Linked DNA regions of Homo sapiens: region 2 is linked to region 1. The links are chromatin loops, found by intact Hi-C in ENCODE. Cell type or tissue: mammary epithelial cell. All regions are shown on one strand. Each heading gives the region's core, and the rest is flanking DNA. Links, peaks and the distances in the headings are about the cores only.

Region 1 (15,818 bases), core at 4,084-9,083:
GTTTTTTTTTTTTTTTTTTTTTTTTTTTGGAGACAGGGTCTCACTTTGTCACCTAGGCTGGCACAATCACTGCTCACTGCAGCCTCAACCTCCCAGGCTCAGGCGATCCTCTCACCTCAGCCAGCCTCCCAAGTAGGTGGGATTATAGGCCTGTGCCACTACACCCGGCTAATTTTTTGTATATTTTTGTAAAGATGGGGTTTCGCCGTGTCGCCCAGGCTGATCTCCAACTCCCAGGCTCAAGCGATCCGCCCGCCTCGGCCTCCCAAAGTGCTGGGATAACAGGCATGAGCCACTGCCCTGGCCCTTAAGTCATTCTTGTGTTTGTGTGTGTGTGGGGTGTGTGTGTGTGTGTGTGTGTGTGTGTGTGTGTGTGTGTTCCCGAGGGACTTAGCCTCCCGTGTGTCTCATTGGGTGAACATCTTGCTTCTGAGTGAGGTTTGATTTTTTTGTAGGGTGTGCGTTTGGACACATCCTTGGTCTTAAGCCCAGCCAACGACCTTAGCCAGGGCTCAGGGAGGGAAGCACCGCCTGCCCCACAGCTGGAGGGCTGGGGTTCGGGACACCCGGTCGAGCTTCAGTGTCTCTGATTCTGAGCATCTTTGACTCTGCGAGACTTTCTTCTCATGCCTTCACTTCAGGCGCCAGCCCCTGCCAACGATGGGACTCCACTACTTACCATGTTGATTTAATTTGGCTTACTTTTTTTCTTAAAGAATTTTATTTTAAAAGGAAGGCAGTCATATCTGTGAAATTATGGGTCCTTTGGGCAAGTAATAGTTTTCCAGTCGCCATTAAAATAAATACCTAACTATTAAGGACGTTCCTCCCAGTACCTCGAAGCAGCCTGCTACCTGCAATCTCTGCACCATCCCATGATTGTGTCCCATGCACCCTTCTTCCTGCTCGGCCTGCATCGCCCCTGCGTGGCCTTTTCCCCCCTCTCTGCCTCTCTCAGTCTTCGCCATCATCAAAGGCGCAATTCCAGCCATGCCCTCTCCTCCAGGAAGCACCCCTCCCCCATCACTCCTGCTTGCTGTTCTTCCCTGTCTCAGGACTCCTGGGGCACTTTGTATCTCAGTTGATACTAGAATGTTCTAGAATACCAGAAGTCCTGACACCAGTTGCTGTAACCCCAAACTCCAAGGACCTGCAGCATAAACCCCGGTACATGCCCTTGTGCTGGAAACGAATATTTTTGGCCGGGGCGGTTACTCACATTCCTTAGTACTCCTTGGCTCACGCGGACACCCATTCTTTCAACACATACTTATCCAGTGCTCACTACGCGCTAGGCACAGGGGGTGCAATTGTGGACCAGACAGAGGCGGCCCTTCCTCTCAAACAACTTTACAGTTCTGCCACTTACTAGCTGTGGGACCCTGGACAAGTCACACAGCCTCTCTGGAGACCTACTGTTCTCTCCTTTAAAGCAGGTGACTCAGATCTGCTTTGCAGGGACGTCTCCTGCTTTGCAGCGATGTCACCCAGGAGAGATGGGTGAAGTGGATAGTGAATGGAGTGGGCCAGGGCGGTGGTCCTCGGCTGAAAACAATGCCTCTCGGGGTCAGCGTGGGGCTCAAGAGGTGGCGGCCCCGTGGGTGGGTCCAGGGCCAGGGACCCTGTGTCCGAGCCCCTGCCCTGGAGCCATCCTGTCTCACCTGAAGGCTCTGCCAGTCTGGTCCACTGGCCTCCCGGCTCCCACGCGTGTCCCGAGCCGTCCATTCTCCAGGTAGCGGCCCTGAAATGTTAATCTGTCACAAGGGTCATCTTTGCTTGAATTGTGGGTGACTTTTCCCCATCCTGGGGGTAAAGTCCCCCCGACTTGTCTCTCCATCCGCGATCCCCTGCAATCTGGCTGCAGCACGCGAGACTTCAGGACGATTCCGAGCTCGGCCACTGGGGGGCGAGCTGTGCACACAGGTGGTCCAGAGGCTGCTGCCTGGGAGGGGCTGCGGATCACCCGGTTCCTGGAGCGGAGTGGATTGATTTTAAACTGGGGAAGCTGTGGTCCACAGCCTGGCTTCGGAAACCCGTGACCCCTAGAAATTGTATTTTACGTGTGTGTCTGGGCGTTTTATTCTGGGAAGCATTTCCTCAAGTCTTCAGATTTTCAAAGGGGTCTTAACCCTTTCTCTCTGGGGCCTTGGGAACAAGAGTGACAACCCTATAACAGGGCGACCAGGGTCACACGATGTCTGCTCCTCCTTAGCGTGCTACTCCCAGTACCTGCGTGCTACTCCCAGTACCTGCGTGCTACTCCCAGTACCTGCGTGCTACTCCCTGCTCTGCTCAAGTTGCTGGGTGGCCTTGGAGCAATTCATAACCTCTCTGAGACTGCCGTGAGGTGGGAGTGAAGATTGCTGTGTACGAATCTTTGAGAACCCCTGTAAGGGTGGAATCGAAATGGACGTGTGAGGGCTGGGCGCGGGGGCTCACGCCTATAATCCCAGCACTGTGGGAGGCCAGGGGTTCGAGACCAGCCTGGGCAGTATGGTGAAACACCGTCTCTACTGAAAATACAAAAATTAGCTGGGTGTAGTGGCGGGCACCTGTAATCCCAGCTAGACGGGAGGATGAGGCACGAGAATCGTTTGAACCCAGGAGGTGGAGGTTGTAGTGAGCCGAGATCATCCCACTGCACTCCAGCCTGGGTGACAGAGTGAGACTCCATCTCAAAGAAAAGAAAAGAAAAGAAAAGAAAAGAAAAGAAAAGAAAAGAAAAGAAATGGATGTGTGAGCATTCTGTACACAGCCTGGGACGATTATGAAAGCTCTCAAATGCTGAGCCTCCAGCAAACATTTATCACACACCTACTGTGTGCAGAGCACTTGCTGGGCTCTGAGAGGGAGTCAAGCTCTGAGAAGTCTGTGTCGATTTGTTCATTCCTTCATTCAGCAAATGCTGTTTGGGTGCTCACTGTGTGTCACACACCCTCATATTTATTGCGAATCGGCTTGGGTTAGGTTCCCCAGAAGCAGACACTGAGACCAAGATTCCTGGCCAGGGAGTGTCCCAGGAGGGCAAAGGGGACTCTAGCAGCCCAGGGTCACGGACAGCTCTCAAAGGCAGACCAACAGGTCTTGGGTTTTGGATACAAAAATGCTCCAAAATCAGGGGTGTGCAAATACAGTAAAAAGAGGATTCATTTGGATCTGCTTAGAACACCAAGGGTATCCGCTTCAGAAATACAGAGGTGACCGGGTGCAGTGGCTCACCCTTGGGAGGCCGAGGTGGGCGGATTGCTTGAGGTCAGGAGTTTGAGACCAGCCTGGGCAACATAGTGAAACCCCATCTCTACTAAAAATACAAAAATTAGCCAGGTGTGGTGGCACACGCCTGTAATCCCAGCTGTGGGAGGCTGAGCCACAAGAATCGGTTGAACCTGGAAGCAGAGGTTGCAGTGAGCCGAGATCTCACCACTGCACTCTAGCCTGGGCGACAGAGTGAGACTCCATCTCAAAAAAAAAAAAAAAAAAAAGAAGAGAAAAGAAAAGAAAAACAACAACAACAAAGCTGGACGAAGCTAGAAAGCTCCCTGCCCTCACAAACTTGCCTTCTAGTGGGAGAGACAGCTGGCGAGTAAATGCATGAGTAAGGTCACGTATGAGTAAGGTCACTCATAAGTAAGGTCACACATGAGTAAGGTCACTCTGGGAAGCAACGATGCCAGGATAGAAAGAAGAGCAGGGGGTGCACCGGAGAAGAGGTGCTGGGCAGGGGGGCTGCTTAGATGAGAGCACATTTCCGGAAGTTTCCTCTGAGAAGTGCCAACTCCTGAAGGCTTCATGGGAATCTGGAGAAGAGCACTCCAGGAACCGGGAAGTACATGTGCAAAGGGCCTGGGGTAGCAACACGCAGAACAGAAACGGTGCGCTGTGGCTGGAGCCCAGAGAGTGGGACTGAGTGGGAGAAACGCAAACTGCTTTTCCTCCTCTGTTCACCCCACAACAATCAACACAGAAGACTTCTGTGACCAAATATGGGGGGCTCCCCCCACAGCAGATCAAATGAACACCTAATTCTGCAGCGGATGCCAGCTGGGGGCCCTCTGATTCAACTCAATTCTGCCGCTGTCTACCTGGAGGCAGTGTCAGACCCCACAGGTCGAGGGTTCAGACCCCAGGGCGGCCCCTTACTCCCGATGCCCCTCTCAAGCCCTGGGATGTGTCACCTGTGCTTCTCACAGACCAGCTGTGAATTGGGGTTCCCACGACCCTGTCTTTGGGTTCAATTAATTTGTTAGAACGGCTCACAGGGCTCAGGGAAGCACTGAGCTTATTTATTATAAAGGATGTTAGAAGGATACAGATGAAGAGATGCTAGGGAGAGGCATGGGGGAGGGGCACGGGGAAAGGGCATGGGGAAGGGGCATGGAGCTGCCATGCTCTCCAGGACACCACCCTCCAGGAGCCTTCCCATGCTCAAAAACTCTGTCCTCTTGAGTTTTTATGGAGGCTTCATTAGGTGGGCGTAATTTTTAAAATTATATCATTTTAAATTTTTAAATGTTTAATTTTTGTAGGTTCATAGTAAGTGTATACAGTTGTGGGGTGCATGAGATGTGTTGACACAGGCATGCAATGTGACGTAATCACATCATGGGAAGGGCGTATCCACCCCTTCAAGCATTTAGCCTTTGTGTTACAAACAATCCAGTTACACTCCTTCAGTTATTTAAAAATATACAATCAAGTTATTCTTGACTATAGTCACCCTGTTGTGGGATCAAATAGTAGGTCTTATTCATTCTTTCTCTATATGTATATGGTTTTTGTATACATGGGCATGATTGATTAAACCACAGGCCATTGGTGATCAGTTTGACCTTCAGCCTCTCTCCCCTCACTGCTGGAGGTTGGGGACTGGGCTGAAAGTCCCAGTCCTGTAGCGCTGACTTGGTTTTTCCTGAGACCAGTCCCCATCCTGAAGCTGCCTAGGGGCTGCTGGCCACCAGTGAGTCATTGGCAAACTAAACACTTTGGAGATTCCAAGGATTTTAAGGCAGAAGACCAAATAAATATTTTACACGATCACAGTGGGAGGGGGTTGGAGGGAGATGGAGGTGGAGAGCTGGGGGGCCTCGCAGTTAGGATTTTAAGTACAGTGGGAAACCACTGGAGATTTTTCCATCAGGGAGGGCTGCGTTTGCTGTTTCTGCTGTGGGAGAGGCTGCGGGGGCAGGCGTGGATGCTGGAGGTCTGGCTGGAGGCAGTGGCCCTCCTCCTGGTGACAGATGGTGGTGGTGGTGGTGGTGGTGGCCTGGGCCAGGGCGGAGCAGTGGATGAAGAAGGGACAGATGCGGGGTGTATTTTTAGGGGCTGGAGCTCATAGAACATGGTGCTAAACTGGATGTGGGAAGGGAGGGGTGAGGACGCGTCCAGTGAGACTCTCAAGTGTCTGAGCCTGACGGCCAGGGGGAGGGAGGGGCTGCTTTTTGTTTGTTAGTTTTCATTTGTTTTTGTTTGCTTGTTTGTTGTTTGTTTTCTTTTTTGAGACAGAGTCTCGCTCTGTCGCCCAGGCTGGAGTGCAGTGGTGCAATCTCTACTTACTGCAACTTCCACCTCCTGGGTTCAAGCGATTCTCCTGTCTCAGCCTCACAAGTAGCTGGGATCACAGGCGCCCGCCATCATGCATGGCTGATTTTTGTATTTTTAGTAGAGACGGGATTTCACCATGTTGGCCAGGCTGGTCTCGAACTCCTGACCTTGTGATCTGCCTGCCTCGGCCTCTCAAAGTGTTGGGATTACAGGCATGAGCCACCGCGCCAGGCCATTTTCATTTGTTTTTGAGACAGGGTCTCTGTCACCCAGGCTTGAGTGCAGTCGTGCGATCATAGCTCACTGCAGCCTCGACCTCCTGGGCTCAAGTAATCCTCCTGCCTCAGCCTCCCGAGTAGCTGGGTCTACAGGCACATGCCAGGACACCTGGCTAATTTTTAAATTATTATTATTATTATTATTATTATTATTATTATTATTTTAGAAAGAGAGTCACACTATGTTGCCCAGGGTGGTCTCGAACTCCTGGCCTCAAGCGATCGGCCCACCTCTGCCTCCCAAAGTGCTGAGATTACAAGTGTGAGCCAGAGGGAGGTGCCACTAACTGAGGAGGGAGGCAGGAAGGTGGGGCTGGGAGCAAGTAGGGCCCCGATCCCCCAGTGCAGACCCGGGCTTAGCTCAGCATGGATTGAATGGCTGTGAACTCCCTGTGGGGGCTGCAGAGGGAGGAGTCAGGACACTGAGGTTGTTGTGTCACCCACACCGGATTCATCCCCTATCCCGGTCCACCCACCCCCAGGGCATCTGGAATGTGAGAGGCCAGAGAGAGAAAGCACCACCAGGAATCCCAACGTAGCAACAGCACAAATAACAGCAGCCCCTTTTGATGCTCAGGGGAGCACATGTTTCATGGAGCTATCCAGTGACCTGTACAGCAGGGAGACTTGAGGGGACCATTTCACAGATGGGAAGACGGAGGCTGAGGGGTGAGGCTATATTTGCAAGGTGGATCTTTTTTGTGTGTGTGAGCAATTGGTCGCGCTGTCTCCCTCTTTAGACTTTACGCTGCTGAAGGCAGGCACCGAGTTCTGTGGGGTTCGTGGTCCATGGGCATGCATGCAAATCAGTCTTTGCTGAGTTAATGAATAAATGATCTGGGGTGTAGCGAGGCTGGGGATGTGGTTGCGGGAGGGGAGTTCTGCAGACCTGCCCAGGGCCTGCCAGAGGCTGCACGTGCGGATTGTGGCCGCCAGGGGGCGCTGTGGGTCCAGCCTTCAGGGCGGCCCCAGATTCAGGGAGGCCCCAGCAGCCCGGGTCTCTCTGGCGGTCCCAGGGGCTGGGAAACGTCTGTTGTTTGAGGCTCTGGACATAGCAAAGATAAAAAATGAAAAACTGATGAACTAAGGCTGCAAGAACTATGTTCTCTTGTATGTTTACATGTAAAAATTTAACAGCTTCCATACATGAAATAGTCATGCAATATATTTTTGTGAAGTTACAAGGCTTGCAAAATTCTTAATGAACCATGTCCAGAGAGGGCAGGATTTAGAAAGGGGAAATTATCACAGTTCTTTTAATCTTGGTGGTGTGGGGCTCTAGGACAGTACATTCAAGATCTTCTCCAAAATCTGATTTGTGGTGTTTTTGTGAACTCAGAGTCCAGGCCAAATGGCTGGCTGTGGTCTCCCAGGGATGGGCAATCCTGATCCAAACCTCAGATGCCCAGAAGATATAAAATCTCAACACTGGGCCAGGCGCGGTGGCTCACACCCCTAATCCCGGCACTTTGGGAGGCCGGGGTGGGCAGATCACCTGAGGCCAGGGGTTCAAGACCAGCCTGGCCAACATGGTGAAACCTTGTCTCTACTAAAAATACAAAAATTAGCTGGGCATGGTGGTGAGCACCTGTAATCCCAGATACTGGGTAGGCTGAGGCAGGAGAATCACTGGAACCCGGGAGGTGGAGGTTGCAGTGAGCTGAGATTGTGCCACTGCACTCCAGCCTGTGCGACAGAGTGAGACTCTGTCTCAAAAAAAAGAAAAGAAAAGAAAAAAAAAGAAAATCTCAATGCCGGCCACTCCCAGCCCAGTCAGGCAAGCTCAGCTCTGGCATCCTGGCTTGCTCTCCTGGAACAGACTGTTGCTAGCATTCATTGAATCTTTCTGAGTGCCGTGCACTATTTTAAACCCTTGGCATATGCTCACTTAGTTTTCATCATAACCCAGGCGAGTGCTGTTATCATCATCATCTTCATTTTACAGATGAGGAAACTGAGGCACAGAGAGGCGAGGTCATTGTCCAAGGTCTTATGGCTGGAAAGGATCGGAGTCTGGATATGAATATTGGCCACTGGTTGGGGGGCATACATGCTTATCAGCTACTCTGCATACCTCCTCATTGACTGGGAACCAGAGCTTGCTGTGGGTGCTGGCTGAGGCATCCCACTTTATCTTATCCCTTATCCCAAGTGAAACTCAACTTGGGAACCCAGCTTCAAGAAACATAATTTCCAGGCAAAGGCAATGAATGCACACAGGTCCTGGCTCTAGAGCTTCTGAGGAGCCTGGGAGAGGAAAGGAGGTTGCAAGGCTCATTTCCCCCAAATCCAGTCCCAGCTCCATCTAGAAAGAGGCCCCCCGCATACCAAGCATGTGTCCAATCACTCCAGAAAAGCCCCTGGCAGGGGAGCATCCAGGCTCATTCCAGAGAGGTCAAGAATGGGAGGGGAAGAAGAGGAGTAAGAATAAACATGTCTAAAAATAGTGCTTGGATCTCCGAAACCCACAACAAAACAGGAAAGAGAGGGCAGGAGAACTGGGAGGGAGAAGCCTGGAGGTTTGGCTGAGGGAAGAATAAGGTGCACTGCCCTGGTGGGGGCTGTTTCTCTGACTTTCCTCTCTGAAGTCTTGGGAGCTAGGCTGGATGGAGGGTCTGAGCATAAAGGCCAAATATCTCTGGAGTCATGAGTGTTTCCAGATTTCACAACACGTTTGCCATGAAGCCTTAGCCCTAGCAAACTTCATAGCATTTAGAAGTCCTCGACTGAGGCAGAGGGAGGCTTTTAAGAGGGAGCTTTTTTTTTTCTTCCCCCTTTCAGGAACAGATGTTTGAGCAACATTGGCCATGATGCACATGTTTCTGCAAACCAGATCTCACTTACCTCCTCAGCTTCCATTGCAAAATGGGACTTCCACTCCCCTGGGAAAACATCTCTGCAGATGGACTGGAACAACTTGGCATGGAAGGTATTAAGCCTGAGGCTTGTGGTTGGGCCTGCAGTGGTTTCTCAGAACTGTGCAACACCCTTCTGGTCTCTGGGATTTTCCCTCTGCTTCTATGACCAGCCTCATCTGTTCTTTTCTGGGCCACAGGAATTTCTTCCATTTCAGGGAACAGGGACTCTGAGATTAAACACTGGCATCTCTGGTCATGCACTGTGGTGTGCTTGGCCCTGTGGTCTCTCTGTCTGTGGCAGTAACAGCTGTTTGAGGGAAGGACATAGTTTCCTTCATGATGTCAGCCTTGGAGATTAGGCAGATGGCAGGGTTTGGAAGCTAGAGCTGTGTGCTGAAGAAGATTGGATTCACTGTGTCCCTCAGGCAAGTCACTTTGACCCCTCTGTGCCTGTGTCCACTTCTGTCCAACAGGAATTCTAATTCCTGCCCCATCAATTTCAGATTCTCATGAGGATCATTAAGAAAAACATTTTATGCACTTTCAGTTGAAAATAGTTTGGGAAGATTTTCAAATGTGTCATAAAGCACTCTTGGAACAAACCCTAACATCCACGACCCAGTTTAGCTAAGTATTTACAAGGTCTAGTGGAGCTGAGCTGTAATACCACACATCACCAGCAGGTGCCACTGTCAAACACATCATGAGCGTTCTTGCACATGGGAGTAGTGTGGTTATCGTACATTGTGTAAAACTAGTTTTTTTAAATGGAGGGATGCATGTGGATCAGTGGAGGCAAGTTCAAATGCTTACAGAACTGGGCAGGCAGTGTAAATAGGCCCAACAGGCCAGGTGCTTGTTCATTGAGTGGTAGGGTAGTTTGTGCGACTGGCTATAGGGTAAAGGCATGCCCTACCCACAAGCATGGCTAGAGATCAAGGGGGTGGGTGTGGGAACAGCTGATGCCTTACCTCCCCAAAGTGGCACCTGTTCATCACTTTTAAAGGTACACTGTTGGCACCATTATTATTATTATTATTTTGAGAAAGAGTCTCATTCTGTCACCCAGGCTGGAGTGCAGTGTCATGATCTCAGCTCACTGCAACCTCTGCCTCCCAGGTTCAAGCTATTCTTCTTGTGTCTCAGCCTCCCGAGTAGCTAGGATTACTGGTGTGCACCACCACACCTGGCTAATTTTTTGTATTTTTAGTAGAGATGGGATTTCACCATGTTGGCCAGGCTGGTCTCGAACTCCTGGCCTCAATTAATCCACCCACCTTGGCCTCCCAAAGTGTTGGGATTACAGATGTGAGACACCGTGCCCGGCCAACACCATTATTGTTAAGACCATGATGAAAACATGTTAAAGTGTGAAAGTGAGGCGTTAGACCTGTGGTTAAAGACAGTGGCATTCTGTGTGTTGGATTCTGGGGTAATGACACCCCCTCCCTCTGCACTCCGGCCCAGGCTGCCTTCCTGTGATTGCAGAACTGATTACTGCCTCAAGGGAATGCAGACCAATGTTGCCAGATCGTCTATTTTTTTTTAAGAAGAGAATGTGGTTTTTTAAAATGTGAAATCTCCTGAGTTTTAATTATTGGCAACAAATTCCAATTATAATACTATATGGGCCAGCCAAGTGCAGTGGCTCATGCTTGTAATCCCAACACTTTGGGAGGCTGAGGCAGGTGAATTGCTTGAGCCCAGGAGTTCGAGACTGGCCTGGGCAACATGGTGAAACCCTGTCTCTATAAAAAATACAAAAATTAGCAGGGCGTGGTGGTACACACGTGTGGTCCCAGCTACTTGGGAGGCTGAGGCGGGAGGTTGGCTTGAGTCCAGGAGGTCGAGGCTGCAGTGAGCTGAGATTGCGCCAGTGCACTCCAGCCTGGGCAACAAAGCAAGACTATGTCTCAAGAAAAAAAAATACCATGTGGGCCAAATGAAACATGTCTTGGCCAGGACTCAGTCTGTCAGTTTTGAGGTGGTATTTGCCTCTGCCTTTTAGGTGTGTAACTTGAGTCTAAGCGTCTGTGGCTATCCACCTCTTTCTGGAGGTGTGTGGGTGGCTATACCTCATCAGCCTGATTCACTGAATGTGGTGTTTTTTGCATGAGCGGGGCTAAACAGATCCTACTGAAGGGCTTCGAATGATAACAGCTAAGACGCTAGCTTCTAGAGTCATAGAGAACTGGGTTGGAATCCTGGGTTTATGATTCACTAGCTGTGTGACTTTGAGAAAGTCACTTAACCTCTCTGAGCCTCAACTTCCTCATCAGTAAAGATGAGGATAATAAAAACACCACTGTGGTGGCCGTGAGTTCTAACTTTTACCTTCTGGGCACACAGGGGGATAGCACTTCCTGGCCTGCCTGTGGATGGGGGGTTGCGTTTGTGACTCGTTTTGGCTGATGAGCTGACAGCAAAGAATCACTCAGCTCACTTCTTGGGCTGCAGCATTTAGTTGCTGGTTCAGAGTTCTTTCCTTCCACCATGGTGACAGGCAATGTCTGAGACATTGGTGGATGTATTGCCTTGAGTCCCAGAATGAGGACTACATGGAGCAGAGCCCAAGCTGGCTTCTGCAGCGTGAGCAAGAGGCGGACTTTTGTTATTTCAAGCTATGGAGATCTAGGGGATTATTTGTTACTGCAGCATGACCTAGACCTCCCTGACTGACACACCTTCTGCACGGGCAGGGAGGAGTCGATGAAACGATGCATTGAACGGGCTTAGCACAGTGCCTGGCTCATAGCAAGTACTCGGTAAATGGCAGCTTCCTCTTCATTCATTCAGCAGATGGTTATGGAACACATGTTCCTGGCCAGGCTCGGTTCTAGGCACTGGGGAGAGAGGATTGAACAAAACAGACCCAAATCTCTGCTGTCATAGAAATCCCTTCCAGTGACAGAGTAGCTATTCTCTGCCCTCAGCTGCATGCCCAAGGAAAAAGGAGCCGTTCCCTTTGCTCTGGGGCCACAGTGCCTTGAAAGTCAGATCTGCAGATCCCACTGGTGGCAGACAAACCAGGGTGTGGGGAGCCCCTCCCTTTGGAGAAGGCAGCAGACAGACTGTGAGGACTACGGGGTTTCAGGCCAGGTCAACCCAGGCTGCCCACAGTGATGTCAGTGATGGCACCAGGCCAGCACGGACTGCCTGGGGAGTGGGTTGAAAAGAGTTGGTACAAGACACACATGCACGAAGCTGGGGGAGGAAGTCACCACACATCTCTGAACACCTAAAGGTGTAACATTTTCCAGCCAAGCTCTCCACTCTTTGATGCAACAGCCAGGGCTGTGGTTAAAATAGACATTGGGAATTTCTAAAAGGGCGCTCACATTTTCCAAGTGCCTTTTATGTGCTTAGTGCTTGCCTTCTGTTGCGTCTTTCCCTCCATACACAAATTCTTCAAGGAGAAGTTCTCCCCTTGTTACAGATGAGGACACCAAGGCTCAGAGAGGCTGAATGAGCTGTTGAAAGCTGCACAGTGAGGTCATGAGGCCGCTGGGATCCCAACCCAGGTCTCCCCCAGAGCTTGTGAGTGTCCCCTTGGCTGAGCTCTCATGGCATTCTTGAGAACAAGGGGAAAATACACACAAAATACTGGAGGCGTCCTGAGCCCCCTTCCCTTCCAGAGACCATCCCCCAACCCCCACTGGGGCCATCTTTTATTCTTCTTTCTGGTTTGAATGATTTTTTTTTTTTTTTTTGAGATGGAGTCTTGCTGTGTCACCCAGGCTGGAGTGCAGTGGTGCGATCTTGGCTCACTGCAACCACTGCCTCCCAGGTTCAAGTGATTCTCCTGCCTCAGCCTCCCAAGAAGCTGGTATTATAGGCACGCGCCACCACACCCAGCTAATTTTTGTATTTTTAATAGACACAGAGTTTCACCATGTTGGCCAGGATGGTCTTGAACTCCTGATCTCAAGTGAAGGTTTGGATGATTTTTGCCTAGTTGAGGACCTACTGTGTGCTGGGCCCTGCTATACATTCTACCTGCCTTCCCTCGCTTCACGCTCGCAGTGGCCCACAGAGGTGATTGCCAGCCTTACCCCATTATATGGATCAGGCAGCTGATGCACAGAGAGGATCAGCCACTTGCATGGGTCACACAGCCAGGAGGGCTCGATGTGGACTTGAACCTGGGGAGCTGGGCTTCGGTCTGTGCTCCATTGCTCCTGCTGCTTCTTGCAACCATAGGCTGGTGCCCTTCCCCTTCCTGGTGCCTGTGCGGCGCTTGTCCTGCTGCTGGTTATTCTCCCAGAGGCCCCTGCGGTGCCCGCTCCACACTCTCTATGGGGAAGGGGACCCTGTGGACTCCATACGCCTCTGGCGTCAGGCTGGGTAGGAAGCAGAGAGGCTGGAGTATTCAGCCCCTAGAGCCCTCCCTGCTTCTGGGGGTCTGGCTGTGGCTGGTGCCCAGTGACCATGACCGTGGGGCCAGCTCTGTCCCCTTCCCACATCTCAGCCCCTGCTGGGAGGCCCTTCCATGGCTCCCTCTCTCCCCTGCCTGCAGGTGAAATTCCTTTCCGCTGTGGGGGCAGCAGCTCCCTACCGTTCTGGCCCCTGAGCCCCAGCACCTCCCTGACCTTCCTGCCTGTGTGGTCGGTAGTTCCCCTCATGATAGCCTCGAACCATCGGACTTGCGTTGTCTCCCTGCTGGAGGAGCTGTGTGAGCCCAGCCCATCCCTGCAGCAGCCTCCACGGTGGGCATATCAGCCTCAATTACAGGTGAGGAAGCAAAGGCCCAGAGAAGTCAGGTCGTTCACCCAAGGTGACCAGCCTGTGAGCCCAGGCTGCCGTCTGACTCCAAGGCTGAACCCCTCGGTTGCCCTCACCACCATGGCGCCTGGGCACGTGGTCTTCCCGGAGCCTTGGTTTCCTCATCTGTGAAATGAAGAAGAAGGAGAACCTCCTCAAAGCGCTGATGGGAAGATGTTTCCCCTTCTTGGCGTTTAACGGAGCTGGGGCTGGCCTCCTCACTTCCTCCCCTCCCCTGCCAGTCTGGAAAGCATAGTCTTCCATCCCTTTAGCAGAGATCCTCAGATGTTAAAGCCTCATATTTAATATTTACACATCTTCTTCCAAAGCTGACAGCTATCTGGTATGTCTAGACTTTTCTCAACCACGTCAAGGCACCTAACATTCTCCAAATACCCATCAACCACTTCCCTGTGTGGCTGTTTGGACCGGGGCCACTCAGCCTCTGCTCTGCTGGCGCTGGGGCTGTGGGGCCGCCCTGTGTCCTCTAGGGTGTTTACCAGCATCCCTGGCCCGCGAGGTGCCAGGGCCACCCCAACTCCCAGTTATGACAACTCAAAGTGTCTACAGACACTGCCACCTGTGCCATGGGGGGCAGAATTGCCCAGGGTTGAGAAACCCTGGCCTGGAGCTTTTGTTTTTACTGGTCTGTGTTTGGAGCCATGATGATTTTTAAAGCATAAATTCACTTGCCCCTTCTTGTCCCCAGAAGTGTCAGGTTCCCATAAATGTTAGTGCTGACTTTTGGTTGTACTGTGGGTCTCTCTCTTGCTTTCTCTCTTTCTCTCTTTCTTTAAATCGAGATGATACAGTCTTGCTATGTTGCCCAGGCTGGTCTCAAACTCCTGGCCTCAAGAGATCCTCCCACCTTGGCCTTTCAAAGTGTTGGGATTATAGATGTGAGCCACCGCACCTGTCCTCTCTCTGCTGAGTCTCTAAAAGCCACGTCTGCTGTTCCACACGGGATGTCCTTGTTCCTTTCTTGAGCCATCCCAAAGCCTCTGTTTGCCTCGTCCCTGCAGACCCTCTCCTAGAAGCCCGTTCTCTCTGAACTTTGGGGACTGTTTCATCCGCCCTCAAGAACCCAAATGAGTTGCCAAATGGGATTTCCTCCAGGTGGCCCTTCCCTCAACCTCCGTGCCTCTTAACGCAATTAATTTCCTGATTAAAAAAAAATCAATGCCTGTCCCTCTGCACTAAATATTAAACTGTTTTTGCAGGACTGGAGTTGGCAGGCTGTTGATTGGTGGTGGGAGTGAAGTGCCCTCTGATTTGGGGGATGGGGAAGGGCACCCTGGAGACTGGTGGAAGCCCAGCAGATGCCCTGAAATCCTCACCTCCTTGCCACCTCTCTGCCACCCTGCAAGCTTTGTCATTGAGGAGGCAGGACACACAAGGTCCCCAGATATCCATTTGTCTCCCCTCATTTGCAAGTGCTGAATGAAATCGTTCAGCGTCCCCTGACAGGGCAGAATGCAGCAACTCCAAATGAGCTATTTATGGGCCATTTTTTTCAGCATTACTTGCATATTATAATTAAGAGATAATGTCAGTGGAATAGAACATTGTCACCGGGTAATGGTCTCCTGCTGCTTCTGAAATGTCAAGGCAAAGTCACAGCATTTATCAAAAATAAATGTTGGCGGGAAGACGCGACGTTTGTTTTCACAGCAGGGACATCAATCCTGGTTCAACGATATGGCAATGTCTTTATTTCTCTTCTCCGGAGTGATGGATGCCAAGGGATGATCCTGCTTGATGGATGAGGGGTCTCGCCGGTGCGGGGAGGCCAGCTGGGGCAGGGGCGCCGGCTGCCTGACCAGGTGGCGACATGCTGATGGGGTTGGCAGGAGGATTTTGGCTGCCTTCGGCCAGGGCTGGGATCAGCAAATTTGTTTTCCACTGATGCGTTGAAGGTGGCCCCAGGGGCGTCATGGCTCCGGTTGGGCAGGGCATCTTCTGCAGCTGGCGGCCCCGCTGATTGGGTAGGGAGTGGGCTGACAGTTGGCAGAAGTCCTCCTTCCTGCCACTGCGTGAGTCCCTGGGGAGCCGGGCTAATGATGGAGTGGCGTACCCTTGGTCAACCTCCGTTTCTGCATCGCTGCCCAAGAGGGAGCCAGCTTTGGAAAGGGCAGCGGAGACAGCCGGTCGCCTGCTGGCGACTCCTGGTGACGGGGGCATCTGCACTGCAGTGTGGAGGAGGGACCTCGCCTCTCACTGCCCTGCTTAATTGCATGCTCGGCTGACATCTCTTCTGCACTGCTGCCTCAGTGATCTTTCTCAAGTGCAAATCTGCTCATGTAGCTCCCGGCTAAAATCCCCCAGGCCCTCAGAATAAGGTCCCAGCTCTGAAATGGGGGGCACAGGGCCCTGCATGATC
Region 2 (15,818 bases), core at 5,268-10,267, 600 kb after region 1:
AGATCTTGTCTCTACAAAAAATAAAATAAGTTGCGTGTGGTGGCACACACGTCTAATCCCAGCTACTCAGGAGCTGAGATGGGAGGATGGCTTGAGCCCAGGAGGCAGAGGTTGCAGAGAGCCAAGACTGCACCACTGCACTTCAGCCTGGGTGACAGAGCAATACCTTGTCTCAAAAAAAAAAAAAAAAAAAAAAAGTAGAAACAATCCAATATCCAAAAAAAGGAAAGTAAACAAGTTATGGTACATTCATGTGTTTAAATATTATACAGCAATTAAAATCATGTTTCCAAAGACTATTTAAGGACCAGAATGAGTCTTAATAAAATAATATTATGTGAAAAAGACAAATATAATGAAAATTCCATTGGACTCAATAATTATGTATTTGCACAGGTTGACAGTTTTGTGGAGGATGGTCAGTGTAGGGGCTTTGGAATTAGAGTGATTTCCATCGGGGGTCTGGTGCTGTCACTTCTTAGCCATGTCAATGTGGTAAATTATTCCCTCTCTCTGACTTCATTATCTCACCGGTAAGATGGGCTGGGACTGGATGAAGTGATTACAATGCTTGTGAAATATTAAGTGGCAAAGCAGCTGTTCCTGATCTGTTCAGTATTATTACCATCAAGGTTTCTTATCTCTACCACTATTATTTCTCTGTCCTCCAGTTACTACCTGAGCAATTCTGTGCCTTGGCCCCATCCCAGAAGTTACCATATTTTTTAGATGTAACAAAGGCAGCTCCAATGCTGAGTGCTTGTAAATATCAGCCCTGGAGCACGTGGGCCTCCAAGGCAGCCTCCTGATGCTAGTGCAGATGGATCCTGACAACCTGCAGCCTGCCTGGGCTGGGTGAGATATCAGAGGTGTGGAGGGCTGGGGAGCAGGGTGCTGTACGGCCATTAAAGGTCAACACTGAAGGTGTGTGGTAAGTTGAGATAGCCCAGTGCTGCTGGTAATCAGTCAGGCCCCACCCCACCCTTCCACCCAGGTCTGCAAAGCAGAAGATGCTTTTGTCATCAGGGAGGCAAGGAGAGGCTTCCTGTTACTTGTATAGTTTCCCAGCTCTACAAAGGGAATGAGGGTGCAATAAGGGTGATCAACAGTAATAACAGAGTGTTATACATTATATACAAGATGGCATATATAATAGTATACATATTATATGCAATAATTATATGTAATGTAGTATATATAATACTGTATTAGTCTGTTTTCACACTGCTAATGAAGACATACCTAAGACTGGGTAATTTATAAAGGAAAGAGATTGAATGGACTCACAGTTCCACATGACTGGGGAGGCCTCCCAATCATGGCAGAAGATGAAGGAAGAGCAAAGTGACATCTTACATGGCGGCCGGCAAAGCGAGAGCATGTGCAGGGAAACTCTCCCTTATAAAACCATCAGATCTCATGAGACTTATTCACTACCAGGAAAACAGTATGGAGGAAACCATCGCCATGATTCAGTTACTTCCCACCAGGTCCCTCCCACACCATGTGGGAATTGTGGGAGCTGCAATTCAAGATGAGATTTGAGTGGGGACACAGTCAAACCATAACAAATACATAATAGCTAAGTATATTATATATATTATATAGTATATATAGCATATAATTAATAAAATAGTTAATATATTCTATATAGTAGATATAACTATTATGATTATAATTATATTATTCTCTATTAGATAATACATAATACTTATTATGATTATAGTTATATTATTCTCTATAAGATAATATATACTTACGACTAATATTATTACAGTTATCTTATTCTCCATTAGATAATATGTAATAACTGTAACTATTATGATTATTATTCTGTTCCTGAGTTTGTCTTTGGTTATTCTCTGGAGCACTCAAGAGCTTGGCTTCAGCAGATGGGGCCCCTAGATGCCAGCCTCACTCCTGCCTGGTTAGACTGATATATGTATGCAAGACTCTTCCAGCCTCTGCTTCTTTAACAGTGAATGCTGGGAGCAAGCAGCATTTCACAAATGCATGTTACATGCCAGACACTCCCCCTGCATATCCCTTCAAAGCATTGCCACAGCACTGTGGACTGGGTGTCGTTCTGTGATATATGCCAGGATATATTATGTTCTGTGGGAGGCTGCCATCCACTTGTCCGTTCCCTGTACACACTGCCATTCCCCCCGAACACTGGGAACTATGCTACCCCCTTGAAGGTTTTGACTAATCATGTCGTGCCATCCCAGTGCTTACCTTTGAAGAGGTCTAGAAGTTTCTACTTCTCTTCCCTTGAAATATTTGCTCTGGGGACATTCCCTCTTGGAGTCCAGCCACATGGAGAGGCCAGGTATAGGCACTGACGCTAACAACCCCAGCTGAGTTCCCAGCCCACAGCCAGCATCAACCACCAGCTGTAGAAGTGCGCCGTCTTGGACACCAGCCCAGGTGGGCCTTCAGATAACTTTAGCTCCAGCCAATATCTGACTGCAGCCTCAGGAGACACTGTCAGCAAGAACAGTGACAGCCTCGTCTACTCATACCTTGTGATATGGTTTGACTCTGTGTCCCCACCCAAATCTCACCTTGAATTGTATTCCCATAATTCACCTGTGTTGTGGGAGGGACCCAGCGGGAGATAATTGAATCATGGGGTGGTTCCCCCATGCTGTTCTCATGGTAGTAAATGAGCCTCATGAGATCTGATGGTTTTATCAGGGGTTTTTGCTTTTGTGTCTTCCTCATTCTCTCTTTGTCTGCTGCCATCCATGTCAGACAGGACTTGCTACTCCTTGCCCTCTGCCATGATTGTGAGGCTGCCCCAGCCATGTGGAACTGTAAGTCCAATTTTTTCTTTTGTAAATTGCCCAGTCTCGGGTATGTCTCTATCAGCAGTGTGAAAACGGACTAATACACCATAGAACCGTGAGAAATAGTAACCAACTATTGTTTTAACCACCATATTTTGGGGTGATTTTTTAGTGCAGCAATGGATAACTAGAACATACTTGTTTCCCATTTGCAGTTGGGGAAACTGAGATCTCGGAGGTGAAAAGACTTGCCCGATTCAGTTGCTAAGTAGCAGAACCAAGATTCCTGGAGCGCAGGTTCCTGACCGTCAGGCCACACAGCCTCTGCACCAGGCTGGAAGAGGGAACACTGTGGGATGCGAAAGCTTCCCGTGTATTCAGGAAGCTCTAAGATGAGCCGGCGAACGTGAGAGCCTGAAAGAGGGGTGACAAAGAAGCATGGCTCTGCCCGACACTCGCAAGAGGGCAGGGAGATGGGGCCCAACTGGCTTATTGAGTGACTCAGGGAACTATCGAACGGTCACAGGACATCACTTTGCGGGATAAAATCAGACCCACTGCCGGAGCCACGGCTGAAAAACAGACCCGAGTGGGGGAGGCGGCGGAATCTGTCTCCTGCACAGCACAGTCTCCAAGCTTAAGCCATCGTGTGCGACCAGAAACCAGAGGAGGGGCGCCGGCACTCCTGACCTGTCCAAACAGTAGGGCTTTGTGTGCCTTCACATGGAGAGATGAAGGTGCACGATCCCTAAGGCAGCTGTGACAGGCCATAGGTTCCCAAGAACCCCAGCTTCCTTCTTGGGATCAGAGCAGCAGAGAACTCTCAGGAAGAGGCAGTTCTATTGCCTGCCCAGAGCGGGCCTGGAGGAAGCCCCAAGAACGATGGAAAATTGGGACCCAATAAGGGGACACGTGCAGAGGTCCAGGCTGCTGTCCAGGGACACCTGGATTAATCCAGCCCCCTGGATTAAGATGAGGTCTGTTATTTAGCAGCCACTGCCCACCTTCCTCCTGAGAGGAGAGCTGCCTTCTCCCTCCTCTCTGCTTTTAATCTAACCTATGTTTATTATAAGGAAACCTCTGTAAGTGGAACCTCTGGAAGCCAGAACCAAGCCCAGGGAAACAGCTTCAGGCATGTTGGATCGGCTCTAGGGTAACACATTTCTCCTGGTTTGCCCAGGACCTTCCTAGTTTTAGCACTGACAGTCTCAAATCCCAGGAAACCCCTCCGTCACAGACATCAACCCAGGACAATGGGTCACCTTAGTCTACTTCTGCTGCAGACACCAAAATTTGTTCACACTCTGTGGTCAGAACCAAAGCTCCCCTCCCTCCTCCAAATTAAAGAAAAAACTCCAGGCTAGGTGGCTCACGCCTGTAATCCCAGCACTCTGGGAGGCCGAGGCGGGTGGATCACTTGAGGTCGGGAGTTCGAGACCAGACTGGCCAACATGGTGAAACCTGTCTCTACTAAAAATACAAAAATTAGCCAGGGTGTGGTGGCGCACACCTGTAATCCCAGCTACTTGGGTGGCTAAGGCACAACAATCGCTTGAACCTGAGAGGTGGAGGTTATGGTGAGCTGAGATCACACCACTGCACTCCAGCCTAGGTGACAGAGTGAGACTCCATCTCAAAAAAAAAAGAAAAAGAAAAACCCCACTAGTTCATGGTCCCTTCTCTCACCTTGAGTGAGACCACCTTTGACCCTGGAGGAGAAAAGGCATGACCTTGAGTAATAAAAATTGCAACAATAATAACAATGATAGTGGTAGCTAACACAATTAGAGTGCTTCTTGAACACCAGATCATGTTGCAAACCCTTCCCAAGTAGTACCTCTTTCAGTCCTCACTACAACCCAATAAGGGAGGAGCTATTCTTACCACTGTTTCCTGGTGGAGGTTGCTGAGTCTGGAGGAGTGAAGTGCCTCGCCCAAGATCATACAACCAGCTGTGGTGGAGTTGGGATTCTCACTCAAGCAGATTGTCTGAGTTCAAAGCTGACTGCGGCACTTTCTAGCTGGGTGGCTTTGGGCAATTAAATGAAGTCACCTCCTGAGCCTCACTTTGCTCATTGATATGGTTTGGCTCTGTGTCCCCACCCAAATCTCATCTTGAATCTTGAATTGTACTCCCATAATTCTCACATATTGTGGGAGGGACCCAGTAGGAGATAATTTGAATTGTGGGGGTGGTTTCCCCCATACTGTTCTTGTGGTAGTGAATAAGTCTCATGAGATCTGATGGTTTTATCAGGGGTTTCTGCTTTTGCATCTTCCTCATTTTTCTCTTGCCACCACCTTGTAAGAAGTGCCTTTCACCTCCCACCATGATGGTACTGTAAATCCAATTAAACCTCCTTTTCTTCCCAGTCTCAGGTATGTCTTTATCAGCAGCATGAAAACGGACTAATACAGTAAATTAGTACCAGTAGAGTGGGGCATTGCTGAAAATATACCTGAAAATGTGGAAACAACTTTGGAACTGAGTAACAGACAGAGGTTGGAACAGTTTGGAGGGCTCAGAGGAAGACAGGAAAATGTGGGAAAGTTTGGAACCTCCTAGAGACTTGTTGAATGGCTTTGACAAAAATGCTGATAGTGATGTAAACAATAAGGTCCAGGCTGAGATGGTCTCAGATGGAGATGAGGATCTTGTTGGGAACTAGAACAAAGCTGACTCTTGTTTTGTTTTAGCAAAGAGACTGGAGGCATTTTGCCCCTACCCTAGAGATTTGTGGAACTTTGAACTTGAGAGAGGTTATTTAGGGTATCTGGTGGAAGAAATTTCTAAGCAGCAAAGCATTCAAGAGGTGAGCTGAGTGCTGTTAAAAGCATTCCAGGCCAGGCGCAGTGACTCTTGCCTGCAATCCCAGCACTTTGGGAGGCCGAGGCGGGCAGATCATGAGGTCAGGAGTTCAAGACCAGCCTGGCCAAGATGGTGAAACCTTGTCTCTGCTAAAAATACAAAAGTTAGCCAGGCATGGTGGCAGGCACCTGTAGTCCCAGCTACTTGGGACTGAGACTGAGGCAGAAGAATCGCTTGAACCTGGGAGGCAGAGGTTGCAGTAAGCCAAGATCACGCCACTGCACTCCCCAGCCTGGGCAACAGAGCAAGACTCCATTTCAAAAAGGAAAAAAAAAGCACTCCATTTTAAAAGGGAAACAGCATAAAAGTTTGGAAAAATTGCAGGCTAATGATGCAGTAGAAAAGAAAAACCCATTTTTTGAGGAGAAATTCAAGCTGGCTGCAGAAATTTGCATAAGTAACAAGGAGCAGACTGTTAATCCCCAAGACAATGAGGAAAATGTCTCCAGGGCATGTCAGAGGTTTTCATGGCAGCCTCTCCCATCACAGATCTGAGAGCCTAGGAGAAAACAATGGTTTTGTGGGCCAGGACCAGGGTCCCCATGCTGTGTGCAGGCTAGGGACTTGGTGCCCTGCATCCCAGCTGCTCCAGCTGTTGCTAACAGGGGCCAAGGTACAGCTCATCTCATGGTTTCAGAGGGTGCAAGCCCCAGACCTTGGCAGCTTCCAAGTGGTGTTGATCCTGCAGGTGCATGGAAGCCAAGAAGTGAGGTTTGGGAACCTCCACCTAGATTTCAGAAGATGTATGGAAATGCCTGGATGCCCAGGCAGAAGCTTGCTGCAGGGGTGGGGCCCTCAAGGAGAACCTCTGCTAGGCCAGTGCAGGGGAAATGTGGGGTCAGAGGCCCCACAGAGAGTCCCTACTGGGGCACTACCTAGTGGAGCTGTGAGAAGAGGGCCACTGTCCTGCAGACCCCAGAATTGTAGATCCACCGACAGCTTGCACCATGTGCCTGGAAAAGCCACAGACACTCAATGCCAGCCTGTGAAAGCAGCCAGGAGGGAGGCTGTACCCTGCAAAGCCACAGAGGTGGAGCTGCCCAAGACTGTGGGAACCCACCTCTTGTATCAGCATGACCTGGATGTGAGACATGGAGTCAAAGGAGATCATTTGGAGCTTTAAAATTTGACTGCCCCACTGGATTTCAGATTTGTAACCCCTTTGTTTTGCCCAACTTCTCCCATTTGTAACAGCTGTATTTATCCAATACCTGTACCCCCATTTTATCTAGGAAGTAACTAGCTTGCTTTTGATTTTACAGGCTCATAGGTGGAAGGGACTTGCCTTGTGTCAGATGAGACTTTGGACTGTGGACTTTTGGGTTAATGCTGAAATGAGTTAAGACTTTAGGGGACTGTTTGGAAGGCATGATTGGTTTTGAAATATGAAGATATGAGATTTGGAGGGGCCAAGGGGGGAAAGATATGGTTTGGCTGTGTCCCCACCCAAATCTCATCTTGAATTGTATTCCATAATTCCCATGTGCTGTGGGAGGGACCCAGTGGGAGATAATTGGAATCATGGGGGTGGTTTCCCCCATGCTGCTCTGGTAGTAGTGAATAAGTCTCATGAGATCTGATGGTTTTATCAGGGGTCTCTGCTTTTGCATCTGCCTCACTTTTCTCCTGCCACTGCCATGTAAGAGGTACTTTTTACCTCCCACCATGATTCTGAGGCCTCCCCAGCCATGTGGAACTGTAAATCCAATTAAACCTCTTTTTCTTCCCAGTCTCAGGTATGTCTTTATCAGCAGCATGAAAACGGACTAATACACTCATCTGTAAAATGGGGGTAACAACCCTCCTCAGAGGACTATTGTGACAAAGGAATGAGGGAACATAAGGAAACAGTCCAGTTCACGCCTGGTATATAAGGGCCTGATAAATACATATGGTGATGATGATGATGATGATGATGACTATTTTTCCTATTGCAGAACTCAGTGGATATGGAACCTCCAGAAGCCGGCACAAAGTCCAGGGAAACTAGATGAGGTGGTTCTTCCCCCTCCAGGCCAGCCCAACCCAAGCCACACCCAGAAAGCCACTCAGGGCAGGGCACCAGCTGGCAGCAGCAGAGGCTGCACCAAACACATTCCCAAACACCTCACATGTGTCACTCAAAGTCAGGCACAGTCTTTAATGCACCTATAACACTCCAGGAATAGGACATTTCTCCCAGAGGGGATTTGGTAAAGGAGGGTGGGTTCGATGGCTCCTCTGAGACTCATCTGGCCTTGGTACTTGTATCAGTCAGTTATCACTGCAAAACAAACAACTGCAGAAGTTCAGAGGCAAACACCAGTGAGTGTTCACTACCCACACATCTGGGGTGGTTGGTAGGAGGCTCTGTTGATCTTGGCTGGGCTCTCCCAGATGTCTAGGAGTTGGCTGGATGTTGGCTAATCCAGGCTGGCCTCAGCAGGAACCGCTAGATGGCTAACCTGTGCTCCACATGTCTAACTAGGCTTGTTCTCACAACGGTGGCAGAGACTCAAGTGATTAAGTGGAAACAAACAACAGCCCTTGAGGCCTACCTTGGGGACTGGCACATCATCACTTTCTTCTCATTCTCTTGGCTAAGGCAACTCACAGAAGGTGGTGAATACCTGCCACCTTGTGGACTGGAGAAGCTTCAAGGTCACATTGCAAAAGGCATGAATATAGGAGGTGAGAAGCAATTCGCATTCAGGTTCTAATTGAGCCACTTGGTGGTGAAATGTTACTCTTCCAGCCAAACCTCTCCCCTACTCCATTTTTTTTAAAAAGCACCAAATGTGTATTATAACATCCTGAAATCATTATTTCAAACCTCTCCCTAGTTAAGAACCCCTTTTTTTATTATGTCCAAATAGTAAGTACAAACCACATATTTATAAAGACATGAACCTCCTGAACTTAGAGGTGCTGCTCTTGAGAAGTTAACTTTTTATAAATTAGATATTATTTGCTTTAGGTAGGAAAGTTCTGCTATTCAGGTGAATCTTCAAAATTTTAAACAATTGCCGAAATAGACTCCATTAAATTTAGCTTAGGTAAGTCGCCTTAAAAGAGGAATCCAGCAAGGATTCTGGAAATTAGAAGTAATGACCTGGGAGTCCGGGTCTCAACAGTCCAGCCCTGTTTCTCCATCTGTAAAACTGGAATCATAACAATAGTGACTCTAATATTAATGATATTGTATGTTATTTCATTTGAGTTTCCCCACAGTCTCGGAAGCTAGAATAATTACTATCCCTTCATTGTACAGATGAGGAAAATGAGACTCAGAAAGGGTGAGTGATTTACCCAAAGTCACACAGCTCATGTTCAAGGCAGAGTTCGGTTAGAACCTCCATGTTGGCCGGGCGCGGTGGCTCACACCTATAATCCCAGCACTTTGGGAGGCCAAGGTGGGTGGATCACGAGGTCAGGGGTTCAAGACCAGCCTGACCCTGACCGACATAGTGAAACCCCATCTCTACTAAAAATACAAAAAAATTAGCTGGGCATGGTGGCGGGCGCCTATAATCTCAGCTACTCAGGAGGCTGAGGCAGGAGAATTGCTTGAACCCAGGAGGTGGAGGTTGCAGTGAGCCGAGATCGCGCCACTGCACTCCAGCCTGGGCAACAGAGCAAGACTCTGTCTCAAAAAAAAAAAAAAAAAAAAAGAACCTCCGTGTTCCCTTCTACACTGCTGATGGCAATGAAACTAGTACAGCCACTATGGAAAACAGTGTGGAGATCCCTTAAGGAACTAAAAGCAGAACCACCATTTGATCCAGCAATCCCACTACCGGGAATCTACCCAGAGCAAAAGAAGTCATTATATGAAAAAGATATTTGCACACGCATGTTTATAGCAGCACAATTTGCAATTGCAAAATTGTGGAACCAACCCAAATGCCCATCAATCAATGAGTGAATAAAGAAACCATGGCATATATACACAATGGAATGCTACTCAGCCATAGAAAGGAATGAATTAATGGCATTCACAGCAACCTGGATGGGATTGGAGACTATCATTCTAAGTGAAGTAACTCAGGAATGGAAAACCAAACATCCTATGTTCTCACTCATAAGTGGGAGCTAAGCTATGAGGATGCAAAGGCATAAGAATGACACAATGGACTTTGCGGACTCGGGGAAAGGGTGGGAAGGGGGTGAGGGATAAAAGATGACAAATTGGGTGCAGTGTGCACTGCTTGGGTGATGGGTGCACCAAAATCCCACAAATCGCCACTAAAGAATTGACTCATGTCACCAAATACCATCTTTTCCCCAAAAAACCTATGGAAATAAAACTTTTTTTAATTAAAAAAATGAAACAAAACCTCTGTGTTCCAACTCTCAGCCCTAGGATCTTTCTCCCTCCTCAGTTATGCAACCCAGCAAAAAGATAACTAGCGAAGGGGAGGGTGGGATTAACTCACATGGCCTCTGTGCGTTTCTCTTTAGAAGAAACTGTTCTTTCCCTTGCTTTTCCATTGTGGTTTTTCTTTTTTTCTGATTTTACCATGAACCACCTCGTTTGGATATACCCAATCTAGCTTCCTGGAACCGTGCGGAAAAGCTGCTCTCAAAGCCTCCTTCTCCCTTTTTTTCCCTTTTCTTTTTCCAGCTGCAGCTGCAGCCGGGGCCCTGAGTGCCTGCTCTCCAGCAGCTGGGAATGCCTGCATTTTTGGGAATCCAACAGACCAAGGCCCCATTTTTTTCTATCACCAGTAGGCACTTTCCCCAGAAGTCCTGCCAAAGCTGCCTCCAAGGCCCTGACAGTGTCGCGCAGGCCCCGGAGAAACAACTGAACAAGATTAAGACCAATAAAACAGATTTCACTTCCAAAAGATGGCCAAATGCTCCCGATATGGCAGAAATTGGAAGCATCAAGACTTAGAAAATTGTGTCTTAGAAAATACCCCATCATCACTGGAGTGCTGTTGAATTTCCTTTTACTATCATTTTGAAACTGGAAAAAGGCCCCAGGCCCCAGGCTGGAGGTCAGGAAGAGCAGAGCTGTGGCAAGCCTGGAACCCGAGGCCACTGGGCCAGCTGCTTTCAAGGCCATGTGTGCAGGGGAACGGCACAGAGCTGTCTGATTCTGGAATCGTCCGTCTGGAGACTGAGCTAGGCGTGCCTGTTGGTGGCACTGGCTAATTGCTCTCGTGTTTTCTTTCAATAAATAGCACCCTTGTTCAGATCCTCTGAGCTCCTATTAAGGAAGCAGGAAAATGGTCAAGATCCCTGCCCTCTGGGGCTGGCATTTTACTGCGGGAAGCAGGTAATAAAGAATAGATATGGCCAGGCACGGTGGCTCACGTCTGTAATCCCAGCACTTTGGGAGGCCGAGACAGATGGATCACCTGAGGTCGGGAGTTCAAGACCAGCCTGGCCAACATGGTGAAATCCCATCTCTACTAAAAATACAAAAAAAAAGTAGCCAGGTGTGGTCATGCACACCTGTAATCCCAGCTACTAAGGAGGCTGAGGCAGAAGAATCTCTTGAACCCGGGAAGTGGAGGTTGCAGTGAGCTGAGATCACACCACTGCACTCCAGCCTGGGCAACAGAGCAAGACTCCGTCTCAAAAAAAAAAAAAAAAAAAAAAGAGGGAGGTGGCAGGAGGATCAGGTCAGAAGAGAAGTGATGACAGAATCAGAGGTTGGAATGTGCACTTTGAAGATGAGGAAGGAGCCATGAGCTAAAGAATTCAGGAAGTTTCTACATGCTGGACAAGGTCAGGGAATAGAGCCTCTCACAGCACGCCAGAAGGAATGCAGCCCTGTGGACGACTTGATTTTAGCCCGGTGAGATGCATTTTGGACTTCTGGCCTCCAGAACTGTGAGATAATGAATGTACATTGTTTTAAGCACTCGGTTTGTGATCATCTGTTACAGCAGCAACACGAAGCGATCACAGGGATTTAGCCAAGCTGAGGGGGAAAGTGTCCCAGGCACGGCCACAGCAGGTGCGAAGGCCCTGGGGCAGGGAGCATATTTGGAAGGCTCCAGGAACAGTGAGGAGGCGGGGGTGGCTGGGGCAGTGTGCATGAGAGGAGGAGATGAGAGAGGGAATGGGGTGGTGTGTGTGGTGACAGAGACCTTGGAAAAAGCTCTGGCTTTTGCTTGGAGAGAAACAGGAAGGCCCTGCAGTTCTCATCAGAGCTGTCAGCAAGTCGAGTGGAAAGGACCTCCTTGGGACACATTCTTTCCCAGCTCCCACACTAACCAGCATAACATCGGGGATGTCACTGTGCTACAGCATCAGCTCTGAGGGCAGGGGACTTTGTTTTGTTTACTACTCAAGACACGGAACCTAATCACATCTGCAAAGACCTTTTTTCCCAATAAAGTCGCATTCACAGGTTCTGGGTGGACACATTTTTGGGAGAACCACCATTCGGCTTAGTCCACCCCTCTGACCTGTTCACAGCCCGGGGTCTCAGGAAAGAGACCTGCCTCCAAAATATGACGCCTGGACCCACAGGCATGCGTGATCAGTTACAAGCTCTTCTCTTTGGCTCCGGATTAGAGACTTCCTTTTCCCAAGCTCTTTCTCCTGTGTCCAGTCTTGTGTGTTGACTGCCCTCTGGAGCTGACATATCTGGAAGTGGAGTGATGATAGAGAGAGCATCCCAGATAAAATGAGGATGGCAGCTCCTTGGGGACTCAACACCCACAGCAGGGCCCCCGCCATTCCAGTCCTCCCTGGGCAAAAGAAACCTCGCCTTTCACTTTCTGTCCCTCCTGATAACGTGCCCCGCAACCTTCACCGGTGGGCAGGTCTATCCTTGCCTTTTTCTCTCCCTTCTTCTCCCATCTTTCTTTCTCTTGCTTCACTCTTTCAGTTTCCAGGAACTATCACTCACTAAACCATCAATACATCCCATTTTGCCTGGGGCAGCCCAGGTTTACATGGGTTGTCCCAGTGTGATTAGAAACAGCAGTCTTTTCACTCGAGATGCCCCAGTTTGGACAATAAGTTCTATGGTCCTGCTGCACAGGAATACCCTTTTTGAGCCAGAGTTCATCAAACTTGAATAATGTGCTGGACTCCATGGCGAGGCATTAAAATTCCTACAAAGACACCTCAAGCTGTTTATTTAAACTATGCATCAGAGAATGTGATTTACAACACAAAAACCTGAAACCAGGTATAAAGTCGCCATCCAATCTTCCAGCTGTTCAAGTCAAATGTTTTCAAGCCATCCCCAATTTCTCTCTGTCATTTGTATCACACGTGCCATTTGTCAGCAAATCCTATTGGTTCTGCTTTCCGGACGCCTCCAGAATGCAACCCCTGCTGTCCACCCCCGGCAAGGCCACTGGCATCTCAGGCTGAACCATTGCAGGGCTTTAAACAGAAGAGTGACATGCTCCAGCTTGTATTTTAACATGCGACATGATCCTTTTAAAGCATTCACCTGTTCCTGTCACTCTTCTGCACAAAACTCTGCCAGGGCTCACATCTCACTTATTGCAAAAGCTTAAGTTCTCACAATGGTCCAGGAGGCCCTGTGTGATCCCCCATCTCCTCCCAGTTGCTCGGCTGGCTGCCCTTCCTAATGGTGTCCTCGTTCCCTCCACTCCCACCTCCTGGCGGTGCTGCTGGTCCTCACGCACGCCACCCACACCCACCACTCCTTGTCTTGGCCTTTCTAAGGCCATGCAGATGTCCCTCCCAGAGAGGGCCCTCCTGGCCCCCATCTGAGATGGTGCACACAACCCTCCCCAGTACCCCATAACCCCCACTCCCTTGATCTCTTTCTCCAAAGCTCTGATCCCCACTCATCTTCCTATGTGTTTTATTTGCTGACCTTATAGATCTCCCATCTGCTCCCACTAGAATCTCGGCTTCGAGGGGACAAGGATTTGGGTCTACTTTGTTCACTGCTGTGTCATGAGCTACTAAAACATATCTGGCACATAGTAGGTGCTCAACAAATATCTACTGAATGAATGAATGAGTATGCTTAGACTTCTTAAACAATTATCCATCTAAAACCAACTTATAAATAACACAAAGCTACATTTTTTTTTAATTTATAAAAAGAATTACTTGTTTTTACCACTACATACCACTACGCAATGGCTAAAATCTGAAACACACCAAACGTTGCAAGGACGTGGAGCAGCAGGAACCCTCATTGCTGCTGGTGGGAATGCAAAATGGTGCAGCCACTTTGGAAGGCAGTTTGACGGCATCTTCCAAAGATAATTATAATCTTACCATACAATCCAAAAATCATATTCCTAGGAATTTGTCAAACTGATCTGAAAGCTTATGTCTACACAGAAACCTGCATATAGGCTGGGTGCGGTGGCTCACGCCTATAATCCCAGCACTTTGGGAGGCTGAGGCGGGCAGGTCACCTGAGGTCGGGAGTTTGAGACCAGCCTGGCCGGTTGGTGCAACCCTGTCTCTACTAAAATACAAAAATTAGCCGGGCGTGGTGGTGAGTGCCTGTAATCCCAGCTACACGGGGGGCTGAAGCAGGAGAATCACTTGAACCCGGGAGGCAGAGGTTGCAGTGAGCCGAGATGGCGCCACTGCACTCCAGCCTGAGCGATGGAGCGAGACTCTGCCTCAAAAAATAAAAAATAAAAACCCTACACACAAATGTTTATGGCACCTTTATTCATAAATGCTAAAACCTGGGAGTAACCAAGATATCCTTCAAGAGCTGAACGCATAAACTGATACGCCCATGCAATGGAATATTATTCAGTGATAAAAGCAATGAGCTGTCAAGGCACGGATGGACCTAGAAGAACCTTAAATGCATATTGCCAAGTGAAAGAAGCCAATCTGAAAAGACTCCGTATGATTCCAGCTATATGACATTCTGGAAAAGGCAAAACTATAGAGACAGAAAAAGATGAATGGCTGCCAGGGGTTTAGGGTGATAGAGGGATGAGTGGGCGGAGCACAGAGGATTTTCAGAGCCGTGAAACTGCTCTATGTGATACTGTCATGGGGGCTCCGGGACTATGCGTTTGTCAAAACCCATTGTATGCAGAAAGCAAACAGTGAGGGAACCCTAATGTAAGCTATGAACTTCGATTAGTAACACAGGAGTTCCCCCTTATCCGCAGTTCTGCTTTCCGTGGTTCATTACCCACCATCAACAGCAGCCTGAAAATATTAAATGGAAAATTTCAGAAATCAACAATTTGCAAGTTTTCAACCGCGCACCCTGCTGCACAGTGTCATGAAATCTCGTGCCATCCTGCCCAGGACATGAGCCTTCGCCGTGTCCAGCATATCCACACTGTAGACACTACCCACCTGTCAGTCACTTAGTCGCTGCCTCAGTTATCAGATGGAAAAAACATACGATATATGGGGCTTGGTGGCATCCACAGTTTCAGGCATCCACTGGGTGTCTTGGAACATGTCCCCTGAGGATAACAGGGGACCACTGTAATGTATAAATAGTGGCTCACTCATTGTAACAAATGTCCCGTGCCAAATGCAAGATGTCAATAATGGGGAAACTGTTGGGGGAAGGTACAGGGGAATTTCTACACCATTTTGTCAATAAATTTTTTTTTTTCCTGAGATGGAGTTTTGCTCTTGTTGCCCAGGCTAGAGTACAATGGCGCGATCTCAGCTCACTGCAACCTCAGCCTCCCAAGTAGCTGGGATTACAGGCATGCGCCACCACACCCGGCTAATTTTGTATTTTTAGTAGAGACGGGGTTTCTCCATGTTGGTCAGGCTGGTCTCAAACTCCCAACCTCAGGTGATCTGCCCACCTTGGCCTCCCAAAGTTGTGGGATTACAGGCATGAGCCACCGTGCCTGGCCAAAATTTTTTTTAAATTTAAAAAACAGTGATATAATGTGGTAGTTGATGCCATTGTCCTGGAATGGAGTCACTTCTCACAGCTCAAATAAGGTGCTGGCCTCTGGACCCCACTGTGGGGAGCTAAGTCCACCAGAGGAGTAGGAAACCACATTGGCACCATGTGCCACAGCCATTCAGGCCTCACTGGGCAGGGATGGCCATTGGCACAGTAAGTCAACCTCTGTTCTTTGCTTAACATCCAGAGCAATTAAAGTAGTGGTAGTTGGTTCAAATATCATCATAAATGAAAAGGCAGTCGTGGACACCAAAGTCACATGTCCTCGGTTACAAAGCACTCAACCAAGTGATTGGGAATATTGTCATTGTGA

The links. Hi-C counts contacts between places; a loop is a spot of excess contacts. Peaks named below come from ENCODE experiments on the same cell type or tissue, not always from the same donor. Only the 100,000 strongest peaks of a DNase experiment are listed, where the experiment ranks them.
Region 2: it touches region 1 in a loop (4-fold over the local background); 3 of 110 quality-filtered maps call a loop at or near these places.

The regions. Positions count from the first base shown.
Region 1 is chr12:124,758,103-124,773,920 of GRCh38, reverse strand. No RefSeq gene overlaps it. Among named protein-coding and RNA genes, the nearest start is that of SCARB1, 98 kb to the left of the region's middle. RefSeq lists enhancers at 1,775-1,844, 12,736-13,236, 14,821-15,320, 15,321-15,818. In mammary epithelial cell, for the core only: a CTCF peak has its summit at 6,755 (motif pointing right); a DNase peak (open chromatin) is centred at 8,810; H3K27ac peaks cover 185 bases.
Region 2 is chr12:124,154,805-124,170,622 of GRCh38, reverse strand. All of the region lies in intron 3 of ZNF664-RFLNA (ZNF664-RFLNA readthrough), which reads right to left. Among named protein-coding and RNA genes, the nearest start is that of RFLNA, 130 kb to the left of the region's middle. In mammary epithelial cell, for the core only: a CTCF peak has its summit at 8,264 (motif pointing left); no DNase peak of the experiment used is centred there.